3 separate regions of the Homo sapiens genome follow, and regions 1 and 3 are each linked to region 2. Evidence: chromatin contacts called from ENCODE Hi-C or POLR2A ChIA-PET data. All regions are on one chromosome and are shown on one strand. The core of a region is the stretch at or near the end of the contact, and the rest is flanking DNA. Distances in the headings are between cores, read along the strand shown. Region 1 holds the start of HARS2 (histidyl-tRNA synthetase 2, mitochondrial). Region 2 holds the start of FAM13B-AS1 (FAM13B antisense RNA 1). Region 3 holds the start of MACROH2A1 (macroH2A.1 histone).

The links. Hi-C counts contacts between places; a loop is a spot of excess contacts on that map. ChIA-PET counts read pairs that join two places held with the same protein, here RNA polymerase II (POLR2A). Pooled maps may share reads with other maps.
Region 1: a loop to region 2 is called in a pooled map, with 5 times the contacts of the local background. The contact joins the promoter of HARS2 here to the promoter of FAM13B-AS1 in region 2. A Hi-C loop is called at or near these places in 1 of 168 maps with a recorded cell type or tissue (CD8-positive, alpha-beta T cell) and 2 of 50 pooled maps. POLR2A ChIA-PET finds 5 or more read pairs at or near these places in 1 of 52 experiments (PC-9).
Region 3: a map of naive thymus-derived CD4-positive, alpha-beta T cell shows a loop between it and region 2 (13-fold over the local background). The contact joins the promoter of MACROH2A1 here to the promoter of FAM13B-AS1 in region 2. A Hi-C loop is called at or near these places in 1 of 168 maps with a recorded cell type or tissue (naive thymus-derived CD4-positive, alpha-beta T cell), 2 of 37 single-sample maps with no recorded cell type and 7 of 50 pooled maps.

The regions. Positions count from the first base shown.
Region 1 is chr5:140,689,305-140,693,105 of GRCh38, reverse strand. It overlaps HARS2 (histidyl-tRNA synthetase 2, mitochondrial), which reads right to left and starts at 1,651. Exons shown (of 13, transcript NM_012208.4): 1 at 1,350-1,651. The coding sequence starts at 1,457. It overlaps HARS1 (histidyl-tRNA synthetase 1), which reads left to right and starts at 1,736. Exons shown (of 13, transcript NM_002109.6): 1 at 1,736-1,891; 2 at 2,162-2,251. The coding sequence starts at 1,802. RefSeq lists enhancers at 1,400-1,469, 1,550-1,639, 1,800-2,029 and promoters at 1,301-1,617, 1,682-1,708, 1,680-1,801, 1,351-1,801.
Region 2 is chr5:138,031,082-138,034,909 of GRCh38, reverse strand. FAM13B-AS1 (FAM13B antisense RNA 1) reads right to left here and starts at 2,136. Exons shown (of 2, transcript NR_037900.2): 1 at 1,958-2,136. FAM13B (family with sequence similarity 13 member B) reads left to right here and starts at 1,831. Exons shown (of 24, transcript NM_001385994.1): 1 at 1,831-2,128. It overlaps LOC124901077 (a long non-coding RNA gene), which reads right to left and starts at 1,771. Exons shown (of 2, transcript XR_007058952.1): 1 at 1,659-1,771; 2 at 237-1,415. RefSeq lists silencers at 2,123-2,172, 2,183-2,252 and enhancers at 1,759-2,642, 2,743-2,802.
Region 3 is chr5:135,397,829-135,401,325 of GRCh38, reverse strand. MACROH2A1 (macroH2A.1 histone) reads left to right here and starts at 2,095. Exons shown (of 9, transcript NM_138610.3): 1 at 2,095-2,264. RefSeq lists enhancers at 838-1,343, 1,344-1,849 and silencers at 1,750-2,209, 2,220-2,389, 2,700-2,759.

The DNA of each region.
Region 1 (3,801 bases), core at 402-2,901, 2.7 Mb before region 2:
CGCTTCAGCCTCCCAAAGTGCTGGGATTACAGACATGAGCCACCGAGCTCAGCCGCATTTTTAATATTCTCAAATACTTTAAGAATCTGAGAATAATGAAGGCACTGAACAACCCACCACTACCAACACCAACCATTCAGGGGTAGGGATTATGGTGATCTTCTCCAGGTCACCGTTCCTACTGAAAGAGCAAAAATAATTTTTTTTTTTTTTTCAGATAGAGTCTTACTCTGTCGCCCAGGCTGGAGTGCAGTGGCACGATCTCAGCTCCTGCAACCTCCGCCTCCCGGGTTCAAGCGATTCTCCTGTCTCTGCCTCCCGAGTAGCTGGGATTACAGGCACATGCCACCACGCCCGGCTAATTTTTGTATTTTTAGTAGATACGGGGTTTCGCCATACAGGTCAGGCTGGTCTCAAACTCCTGACCTCAGGTGATCCACCCCCCTTGGCCTCCCAAAGTGATGGGATTACAGGCATGAGCCACTGTGCCCGGACAAAAAAATAATAATTTTTAATAAGGTAGCACTGGTTATCAGGTTTAGAGAGAGGAAAACTGTAACTTGAAGACAAGGGAACCAGCTCAAGGACACAGAACAAGCCTGTGGAATGATAAGATATGGATTTCTTGAATGAGCTAAAAAACTCAGACTGATAAGATGCTGTGATTGAATATCAATAAAAGATCTGTGCCCTATTGTTCACGATAGCACAAAGCATCTGCTAAGAGAGCATTAGAATCTTTCCGAAGTAAGGCAAAACTTAATCAGTGACATTACCAGCACGCTGTATGCCCTTCCAAAAATAGAGGATGTGGTGGTTCCATACTATGGCGATTATCTGCCCTAAGAGAAGTCCAAGTTCAAGTACACAATCCCTTATCTGCAATTCCAAAATCCAAAACTCTCTGACATCTGAAAATGTTTTTCTGAGATTCATTTTGAGGTAAATTCTAAGATGAACTCAGTCTACTTCTGATCTTTAGTCATCTCATTTACTAGGAATATTCATATATTTCGCTTAAAAATGTTACTGTTTGAGTCCAAGAGTTTCAGGAAAAAGTGTGGATATGAATTAAAATACTCCCTTACTACATATCCGTGTATAAGTCATTCATTTAATCTTGCAGCCTCCGTTTCCTCAACTGCAGAATGGAAATCAAAACTCCAACCTCTCAAGATTGCTCCAAGGATTAAATGACCAGGCATCCAAATCGCTTAGTTCAGTGTCAGTACATAGTGGGCACTCGATAAAAACCGATTGTAACACTACTGGAATACAGGCCGCGAGGCTATGCGTTCAGATCTGGAGACCCTGCTGGGACAGACCAGAGATAATTCTGTCTCGCTCACCTGGCTTTGGCAACGGACCGCCCCGGTGCACGAAGCGCAGGGCGGTCGCAGGAGCTGGCTGAGCAGCGAAGCCCAGGCCCTCCTGGGAAGAAGTCCGAGCAGGGGCATCGCGCGGCAGGACGCCGGCTTTCCGGGACAGGAACAAAAGGCCTGGGAAGGAGGCGGGTCAGACACCAGGAAGGGTGGAGGGCACTGCAAAGGCGGAACCCGCGCACCAGGGAAAACTCGGGCGTTTGCGCACCTCACTAGTCACGAAGGCTGAGGTGGGATCCTCCCAAGTTCCCTTAGTAGCCAGCTTCGGCACTTCCGGGAGGAGCCGGAAATAATTTTTGTGCTCGGCGGAGGCTCTCTAGGCGTGCGACCCAGCGACTCGATAGCCGGAAGTCATCCTTGCTGAGGCTGGGGCAACCACCGCAGGTCGAGACAGCAGGCGGCTCAAGTGGACAGCCGGGATGGCAGAGCGTGCGGCGCTGGAGGAGCTGGTGAAACTTCAGGGAGAGCGCGTGCGAGGCCTCAAGCAGCAGAAGGCCAGCGCCGAGCTGGTGAGATTTAGGCAGCAGGGGAGAGGGCCAAGGCAAAGCCTGGGAGGACGTAAAGCCAGGGTGTTCGGGACATAGGGTAGAGATGTGAGGGAAGCGACCAGTCTTGTAGGGAGGAGAGTGGGCTGCGTGGGGAGACATCCGGGGTGGGTCCCGAGAGAAACAAAGCTAGGCCTGAGCAGAGAGATGTGATGAGGGAGGAATATTGAATGAATGGCGGGGGAGGGAGGAGAGTGACAGATGGATAGCTCAGCGCCTTCTTTCCCTCCACAGATCGAGGAGGAGGTGGCGAAACTCCTGAAACTGAAGGCACAGCTGGGTCCTGATGAAAGCAAACAGAAATTTGTGCTCAAAACCCCCAAGGTAATATCATTCCTGTAGGGAGCCACTGAGAAAGTCTCTAACTCTACTCACGGGGCGCTTATGTCTGCCTCCCTAAACCAGGTCATTGAGGAGGATCTGAAATGCTGCAGAGGAGAGGACAGTCGCTCTGGGCGCTGGGCTGGACTGGACTCTACCTGAGTCATTCTGGGATGGCAAAGTGATGGCAGAAACTAGGCCAGCTGGGTGATCAGGGGAGTCAGCCTGCTGCTGCTACTCCTTCGTTCATTCAATAAATGTGTATTTAGCGCTATGTCTCTAGCACTATACAAAGCACTGAATATATACCATGGTGGACAATATAGCCTACCCTCATGGAGCTTACATTCTACTGAAGGAGAGAGACTTAGAACAAATAATCCCACACAGATTTTTTTGTTTTTTTTTTAAACAGAGTATCCTCTGTTGCACAGGCTGGAGTGCAGTGGCACATCTTGGCTCACTGCAGCCGCTGCCTCCTGGGTTCAAGCGATTCTCCTGCTTCAGCCTCCTGAGTAGCTGGGACTACAGGTGCCCACCACCATGCCCAGCTAATTTTTGTATTTTTAGTAGAGACGGGGTTTCACCATATTGGCCAGGATGGTCTTGAACTTCTGACCTCAAGTGATCTGCCCGCCTCAGTCTCCCAAAGTGCTGGGATTACAGACGTGTGCCACCGCACCCGGCCACCACATGTGGTTATGTAATTACATATTGTGAAAAATGATATAAAGAAATTAAGGTTGCTCTGAGAAAAATAAGGGAGAACTGGGGAGTCTGAGAAAGGCTAACTGAGGAAGTGATATACTAACTGATCTAATGAATGAGTAGGAGATAGCCAGAGGACAAGTGTGACAAAGATAGGTCCAGGTAGAGTATGGAAACCCTAAAGTGGGAAAGAACTTTGGTAGTTTTGAGGAACTAGAGGATGATCTACATGGCTAGAACTAAGTTAAGGAGAGTAGAGTGGAATGAGGTTGGAGATTCTGAGCTCATCCTCCAGTTCAGTTCCACTTTCTGTAAGTTCTATAAACAGAACTGTTTACCCCTTCATCTAGGTGCTCTTGGCACTTCATACATATTTGTTATTACACCAACTTTAAGTAGTTATTTATGTCGTTTATTTACCCTGAGACTGAGACTAGATGCCTAAATAGGTATAGTCAGCCCTCCATATCCCAAGGTCCCACATTCACAGATTCAACCAACTGTGGATCAAAACCATTCAGGGGAAAAGAAACGATTAAGAAAAAAAATCTGGCTGAGTGTGGTGGCTTACACCTGTAATCCCAGCACTTTGGGAGGCCACAAGGGGAGGATCATTTGAGCCCAGGAGCTTGAGACCAGCCTGAGCAACATAGTGAGTCCCTATCTCTAAAAACAAACAAACAAATAAAAACCTTTTGAAATCTAACAATAAAAATTTCAAATAAAAAATATAGTATAGCAACTATTTACATAGCCTTTACATTGTCTAAGGCATTATAAACACTCTAGAGACTATTTAAAGTATATAGGAGGATGTGCATATAATTTTATGTCAAGGGCTTGAG
Region 2 (3,828 bases), core at 887-3,386:
GAGCCTGTGTTGCATATGTGGGGCAGGCGGAGGAGGTTTTTAACTCTCTTCGGATTTACTCTCAAGACTTTTACGCACTTATGATAAAGCTTTTGAAGCAATCATATTGCTCCTGTTCTCCAAGCATGGAATCACAGGTAAAGCTTTCATTTAAGATATTTAAAGAGAGATACAAGGCTAAATGCACAGACTGCATCTTCACTGGGCTGCTCTGAAATCAGGCTCTGTTGATCCTGTTTGGCAGATTTGGAAACTTTTATTTCACTTCGCTCAAGTTTAAATAGGCTCTGAGAAATTAATTCGGATAAAACAATTCAACCCAGTGAACAGTGTCCGATTTGTAAACCATGATATGAATTTATTGACAAAAACTGTACAGCTAGTATAACTAGTCCTAGTTATATGCCTTGGACAATCCCTTCTTATTGGGTATGTAGATTTATTTGAGAGACTCCCTGAATGATGGAAAGGCTACTAGCTGAGTTTGGAATCAGAGTATGGGCCTTTGTATGCTCTTAACGGAGATCCAGAATTTAGGTTTGCTAGGATATAAACTCCACGAAGGCAGGGATTTACTGACGTATCTTAAGAGACTAGAACATAGTAAGCATTCACTAAGTATCTGTTGAATGAGTGAGTGAATCTGAATTAAGATTTAACTGCCCTGAGAGTAAGTGTTGGTTCTGGTCATTAGAATCAGTTGCCTCGTTCCTGGACAGAGTTCCTGGGAGCCTCATAGAACATTCTTATTCAGATTCTTCTGGTTTTAGACTCTTTGTGGACCCCACCCTTCGGTTATGACAGCATTAACTGGGTATGTGACACTTAGGTTACACATGGTTTACTCTCTCTGATGAAATGTGGGAGACACTGTGGCCTCTGTAGCCCATTTACAGATCATTTCATAGGGTAACTTTATTTTTTTCAAATCTTGTCCCAAGTTCTATGAGGGTTCTTGTTTTACATTTTCCAAGTTACTAACTTCCAGCTCAGGTAGGTAAGGGACAACTGAATTGTGGTGGCTGCTATTTTTTGTGCAGGTGTTGATCTACCGGCTGTCAAGGAGTCCAAATGGAAGATCTCAAAGCCCTTAACAGACTATAACAAAGAAGAGATTGGCTGAATATTCATACCCTTGTGAGTTCAAGGGAGTTGTAGGGATGGTCTGGGTAGCCATGCAAGTTCAGAGAGCTCATTCTTTCTGCCTCCTTTCAGCTCTGCCTCCGCAGCTGGCTGATTTTAGTATACGAAGCTCCCTGTAAGCCCGCAGCCTATCGACTTCCACAGTCCCAGACTAAGGCACCGAAGCCTTACTGTTCTCTCTGGAGTCTAGGTCAGGTCCTGAGGTGAAGGGGTAGGGTGGGGGCGGGCAGGACGCAGGTGCAGCCCCGTGGTCCCGGATCTAACTCACATCTCTGGGAATGGGAACCGAAGTCACCGCTTAGGTCTCCCCCAGCGGTTTTCGGTTCAGGTCTCTGTGCTCCTCACCTGGATATGGGCGCCCTGGGGGCCTGGCTTCCTCCGCAGAGACCAGAAGCGATCTCTGTGTTCCGGATTTTCCCTTTATCTTTCCTCTCCCCAGTGTCCTCTCTGTTTCCCAACCTCCCCATACCGAGGACCCCACAACCCGCCCCGGGATGGCGCCTGGCTGCTCGCACCCTAATTCAGGACCCCAATTGGTGGGAGAGGAACCGCGGTCCTCAAGCTTGCAGGACACAGGGCCGCTGCCCGGAATGCTGTGGGGGTGGGGACCCTCGCCGCCCCGCCCCCACCAGCGGCCTGCCCCGCCCCCTCCCACGCACGTCACGTCCGGCCCGGCCTCCGCCCGCCAGCCGCTCTCCTCCCGCTCGCCGTTAGGGAGGCTCTGCACCTCAGCCGCCGCCTCTGTCGCCACTCTCTCCCCCTGTTCCGCGTCTGCGTCGCCACCACCGCCGGGGGTATCCGGGGGGTCGCTTACCGGGCTGGCCCCGCGCCACAGCCGTAGCTTTAACCTCCCGTCAGCGGCCGCCCCAGGAAGAGGCTTCTCGGCCGCGGAGCCACTTGGGGCCTCAGTTCTCGCCCTCTTGCCGTCGCCGCGGGTCCTGGAGAAGCGGCCGCGGCCAGGGAACGGGGCATCGCGGTTCCAACGGTAGGTAAACGGGCGGGTACCCGGATCTGCGCATGCGCGGGTTGCAGGTCGCCGCGGCCCTTCCCCTCCTGTTGCCCCCCAGCGCCGCCTGCCACCCGCGCCTGCTCTCGGGCGTTGCGTTTCGGGATGTGGAGGACTCTAGCAGGTGGGGCGTTCCGTGGAGAGGGCCCCCTTTCCGCTGGAGAAAGAGGAAGATGAAGCCGTGTCCCTGGCTGCCGGGGGGTGTGGCAGCCTTGGATTTGCAGCGGCTGCAGTGCAGTTGAGCGGGCGTGCCCCTCACCTCCAGCCCCTCCAGAGTAGATGGCGCGACACCCCACGTTTCTTTGCTGACCTCTCCTGCCCGCTGGCGCTGCGCCTCTTCCCCGCCCACTTCCTTCATGCTGGGCAGTGAAGTTGATGTAGAAGAAAAAGGAGTGTGTTTTATTCTGGGCTCAACTGCGCCCCTTTTTAAGGTCACGTGAGATGAGTGGTTGCGGACTTCCTTAAATCGCTCAGAGAATATAGCCAAAATTGGGCTGTTGGTGCACTGGGGCCTTGTCTAGAATGCGCTCTGCATAGGCCAGGCTGGAGGGGGACACTTTGTATAGCATTAGGGTTCGCGTGGCACGCCTGGTTTCCTAGATGAGGTTGTAGGAATCGGTTGGCACATTTGCGCAGTGGGAAACTGTTAAGCCCTTTTTGTTTGTAATCAGTTAAAATCAAACTGACTTTTAGAAAGACGGTGGATTATTTCATTTGGTTCCCCGTTTCGCCTTCTAATCAGTGAAAAAAGTTGGGCATTTACTTTGAAGGATCTGATAATCTAAAATGGTAGCCAGAATCATTACCAGTAGTAATGCAGACTATTAACATTAACTGGGGTGCACCTGTTTAGAGAGACAGACATTAAAGGGTGGTTTTGAATTATTTGTCTTTTTAGAGCTGGGTTAGTGTGAGGCTATTTTCAACCTTCCTTTTTTGGTAACCTTGAAATGCTTGTTGGCCTGGTTTTCTCACAGGTACTGTGCATTTACTAAGTGCTTGTTGATGGAATTGAATGGACTGATAATTATTTGTATATCCATTGGGAGCGCCTTCTTACTTTTTTTTTTTTTTCCTTGAGACAGTTTCGCTCTGTCGTACAGGCTGGAGTGCAGTGGAGCGATCTCGGTTCACTGCAACCTCCTCCTCCCGGATTCAAGCGATTCTCCTGCCTCAGCCTCCTGAGTAGCTGGGACTACAGGCGCCCGCCACCACGCCTGACTAATTTTTGTATTTTTGGTAGAGATCAGATTTCACTAAGTTGGCCAGGCTGGTCTTGAACTGACCTCAAGTGATCCGCCTGCCTCAGCCTCCCAGAGTTCTGGGATTACAGGCGTGAGTCACCGTGCCTTGCCCCCTTCTTACTTTTTTAATCCGTGCTGCTTTTAAAATTGGAGTAATAGTTTCTCCAGTTTAATTTTATTACTAATTTAGACACGTGTGTGACACAGCTTAAGTTCTTGGAAAATGTAGAAGGGCATATTGCAGTGGCATAATTCATTGGGTGGTGTAAATGTTAGTTTTTTTTATTAGAATGTCATTGTTTTAGGAGAGAAAATGGCTGAAATGAATCTGTTGACTTGTCAGTGTTTCCCCACCAATAAAATAACTGCTTTTATAATCAGTTATGAATAACCTCAATCCATCGCTGCATAGCTCCTCCATCATCGTATTCAAAT
Region 3 (3,497 bases), core at 846-3,345, 2.6 Mb after region 2:
TTCTCTCCTAGCAATGAATGTAGAGTGAGTTTTATTTTTTGAGCATTTTTATTTTTCATGTTTTCAGAATGAGCATAGCTTTGTCATTGGAAAAAAATAAAAAACCTTTAACAGAAGAAGAAGCAATAGCAGCAGCAGCAGCTGGTACCCCTCTCTGAGCCAGATTAGGGGAGGAGACAGGTCACCGAAGTGGAAGAACAGGACACACAAAGCGCAGGAGGAGAGAGGGGAGAGAAGGTGGAGGCTTCTGGAGAAGGATGAGGTCAGAGCTGCTGCACTGAACAGCTCCAGAGGACAAAGGTCCTAGTGTGTTCTATGAGAATGGCACGCTGTAGAGGGGCATGGAGGTGGGGCCGCCCCAAGATCAGCTCTTGGAGGAGTGTAGACTTTAATTCCACCTGGTGGTCCCTACAGAACGGAGAGTCCTTGCCCAAAGGCACAGAGAAGGATGGAACAACAATGTGGTGTGTGGGGGAGGGTCTCTGCACCTTTCCTGACATCTTTTCTTCGGGAGATCCTCATAGAACCATAATGCTTTGTTTTGGGACCAGAAGCATCATAAGCATCATCATTTTTCCAGCTTCATCTCCTGTTACTTTCCCCTTCACCCATTCTACTCCAACCTCACACTCGCTCTGTCTTGACTATTTTGGACACACTCCTACCCCAGCCTTTGCACTTGCTATTCCTCATGCTCGGCGCAGTTCTTCCCCAGACATCCACACGGCTTGCTCCCTCAATTTCTTCAGGCTTTAAATGTTACTTTCTCATAGAGGCCTTCTCTTGTATTTGAGCCTCACTCTTATCTCACACTTCCTATTCCCCTTCTCCGCCTTATTTTTCTCCACCCCATGGAGACCCTCTGACACATTCTCCCGTTTGTCTGTCTTTCCCCCACGAGACTGCAAACTACAGGAGGGCAGAGATTTCTGCCTGTTCTCTTGGCTGTTTCATATCCAGCACCCAAATCGATGTATGACACAAAATACGTTCTCAGTACTTAATCGAATTAACGAATGCATGAATGGCAGGTATTGGACATTGTTTTGCAAACTCTTAAAGTAAGGTGTAAAGCATCCCGGTGAGGTGGAGGTTACTGCCGCTGCGATTCCCGCGCAGCCTGAGGACTGGGGGGTGGGGGTGGGGGTCTCTAATTACCTCCATAATCCCCAGTAGCGGCACTTTAAACTTCACATCAACCCTGAGGGATGTGTATTATTATCCAAATTTAGTTCACAGCTGGATGGAGAAGTGGCTTCCGGCTCCACACTTTGGAGGGAGGGGAGTAGAGGGCAGGCCCCCATTTAAGTACCCGGGATGGGGCACCAATGCCTTCAGGCGGTAAACCAATTTAGGAAGACGTGGCGGGCTTTGTGGCGGCTCCTCCTCTTTCGGCCTGTCCGCAGTTTTTAAAAAACGTGTGTGATGATAAGGAATCACTGTCTACATTAGTAATTCCCAACTTGGGTCCGAAAGTGAACTTTTGCTGAAGCGAAGTAGCTAACCGCTTCCATGTGCAAGGCAGGTTCCAGACTTCGGGGTGAGGAGGATTAACTGAAGGACCCCAGGGGAACCGGGTGCGCAGTAATTGATCTTGGGGCAGACCAGGGCTTGGCGGTGGCCTGTATCTAAAGACAGCGGGGTCTCTGAGGCGGGGCAGGGGGGAGTTGGCATTGACTGGGGAGGGAAGAGCGATCGCTGGTAACAGCCATTGTGCCTTCCCACTGGGTTAGTGGGAAGGTTCCTAAAGATGCCGTGGCAGCGACAGTCCCGTGCTCAGAGCCAGGCACACAGTAGGCGTTCACTCGAGACGCAGAGTCTGGGACGCGCCCTGAAGAAGCTCCTCTCCAGGGGCCTGGCCCTTCCCAAGGACTGGGCTCTGGGCGTCCCCGGGGTCATGGGTCAGACCTCGCGTCCGGGGTGCGGGCTGGTGCCTGGGCGCAGAGCGGCCGGCGTCAACGGGTAGGGCGCGGGCCCGGGGTCAAGGCCGGGGCGCCGGGCGGCACGGGCGCGGAGGCCGGACGCTCGGGGCCGCGAAGGGATGTGACGAGCGGCGCGCTGTGCATTGTGGGAAGCCGGCCGCGAGGACTGGTTCCAGTTCACTCGGCAGCGGCGCCGGGCGGAGGGGGAGAGCGCGGGCCGCGCGGGCGGGAAGCGAAGAGGCGGGCGGGCCAGCGAGGAGCGCGGAGAGAAAAGGCGCGAGCGGCCAGGAGGGCTCAGGCCGAGACACCTTGCAGCTGCCGCCGCCGCCACCGAGCCGCCGCGTAAGTGCCGCGCGGGCCCCCTTGCCGCACTCCCTGTCCCCGCCGCTCGGGTCCGGCCGCGGGTGCCCGGGAGCGGCCCGGCCTGGCGCGCACCGGTGTGGTGCGGGCCGGGCTCGGGCCGCCGGGTTCGGTGTGGCCCACGCCGGGTCCTCGCGCGTGCACTACGTCCTCCCAGGCCTTGTCGGGCCGCGCGGGATTCCCTTTGGTTTTGTTCAAAAAAGAAACCTGGAAACCAACTTCTCTTCGAAACGCATCCCCCTGCCCGCGCCTGGGCGCTTTTGTGGGAAAAAAGCGGTGCTGGCGCCTACCCTGGCGACCCTTCCTGGGGCGGGCTCACGGGCCAGGCCCGAGGCCGCAGGAGGCCCCGCGGCGCTGGCTAGGCAGTCTGGGCCTGGGCACCCGGGAGCTGCTGTGAGCAGAGTTGTACTTGGTGAGGCCCCCGCCGGCCCGCGAGTTGCCGGCCCCGGCACAATAAGTCGGGCCCGAGCCCCGGGGGGCCGAGGTGTAGGCGTCTGGCTCGCTATCTGCAGGGAGGGGAAGGCGGGGGCTACTCGCGGGATTGAAGCCGGGCTGGTGCGGGGGACCGGGTTGGGGAGTGGTCCAAGGATGGGCTGGAGAGGGGCCACGGGAACCCCCGCTGCTCCCGATTGTCTCGGTATCAGCCTTTTGTTTGCTTTGTGGTAGGAAGGGTTTGCTTTTTTTAAAAGGTAACTCCGGAAGGCTGTAGGCTTCCCCGGGTGGAGAAGGCCAGCAGGAAAGAGCCTCGCTGGGGGTGGGGTGGAGTGGGGAGGTGAGTGTGCAGGATGCTGCTGGCAGTGTCACCTGACAACAGGTGTGCGACATGGCGCTCCCTACCCCCACTCCTGCAGGGGCCACAGATCACTCAAGGAGTTGGTCAGTACATTGCTTGAAAGGTTCTTTTAGACAAGATGTTAGGGGAAATGTTTCTGAGTTTCAAAGTGAGAGACTTCTGTACAAACAACTGGGACAAACCTTGAATTCAACAATTACAATGACTATAAAGGCCTTGTAAGATTTTAATGACCCAGTAAACAGCACATAAGAATAGACAATTAGAGGGGGCACTCCTGCTAGCTTCCCTCTTTTCTTCCACCTTTGTGGTTTGAGGTTTTACCGTTAAAGTAGGGGGTAAGGGAAGTGTTTTGTTCCAAAGCTCCCTGCTCCAGGGAGTCGGGCATTTTTTAACAGTCTTAGGTTTGAATGGGAGACTCG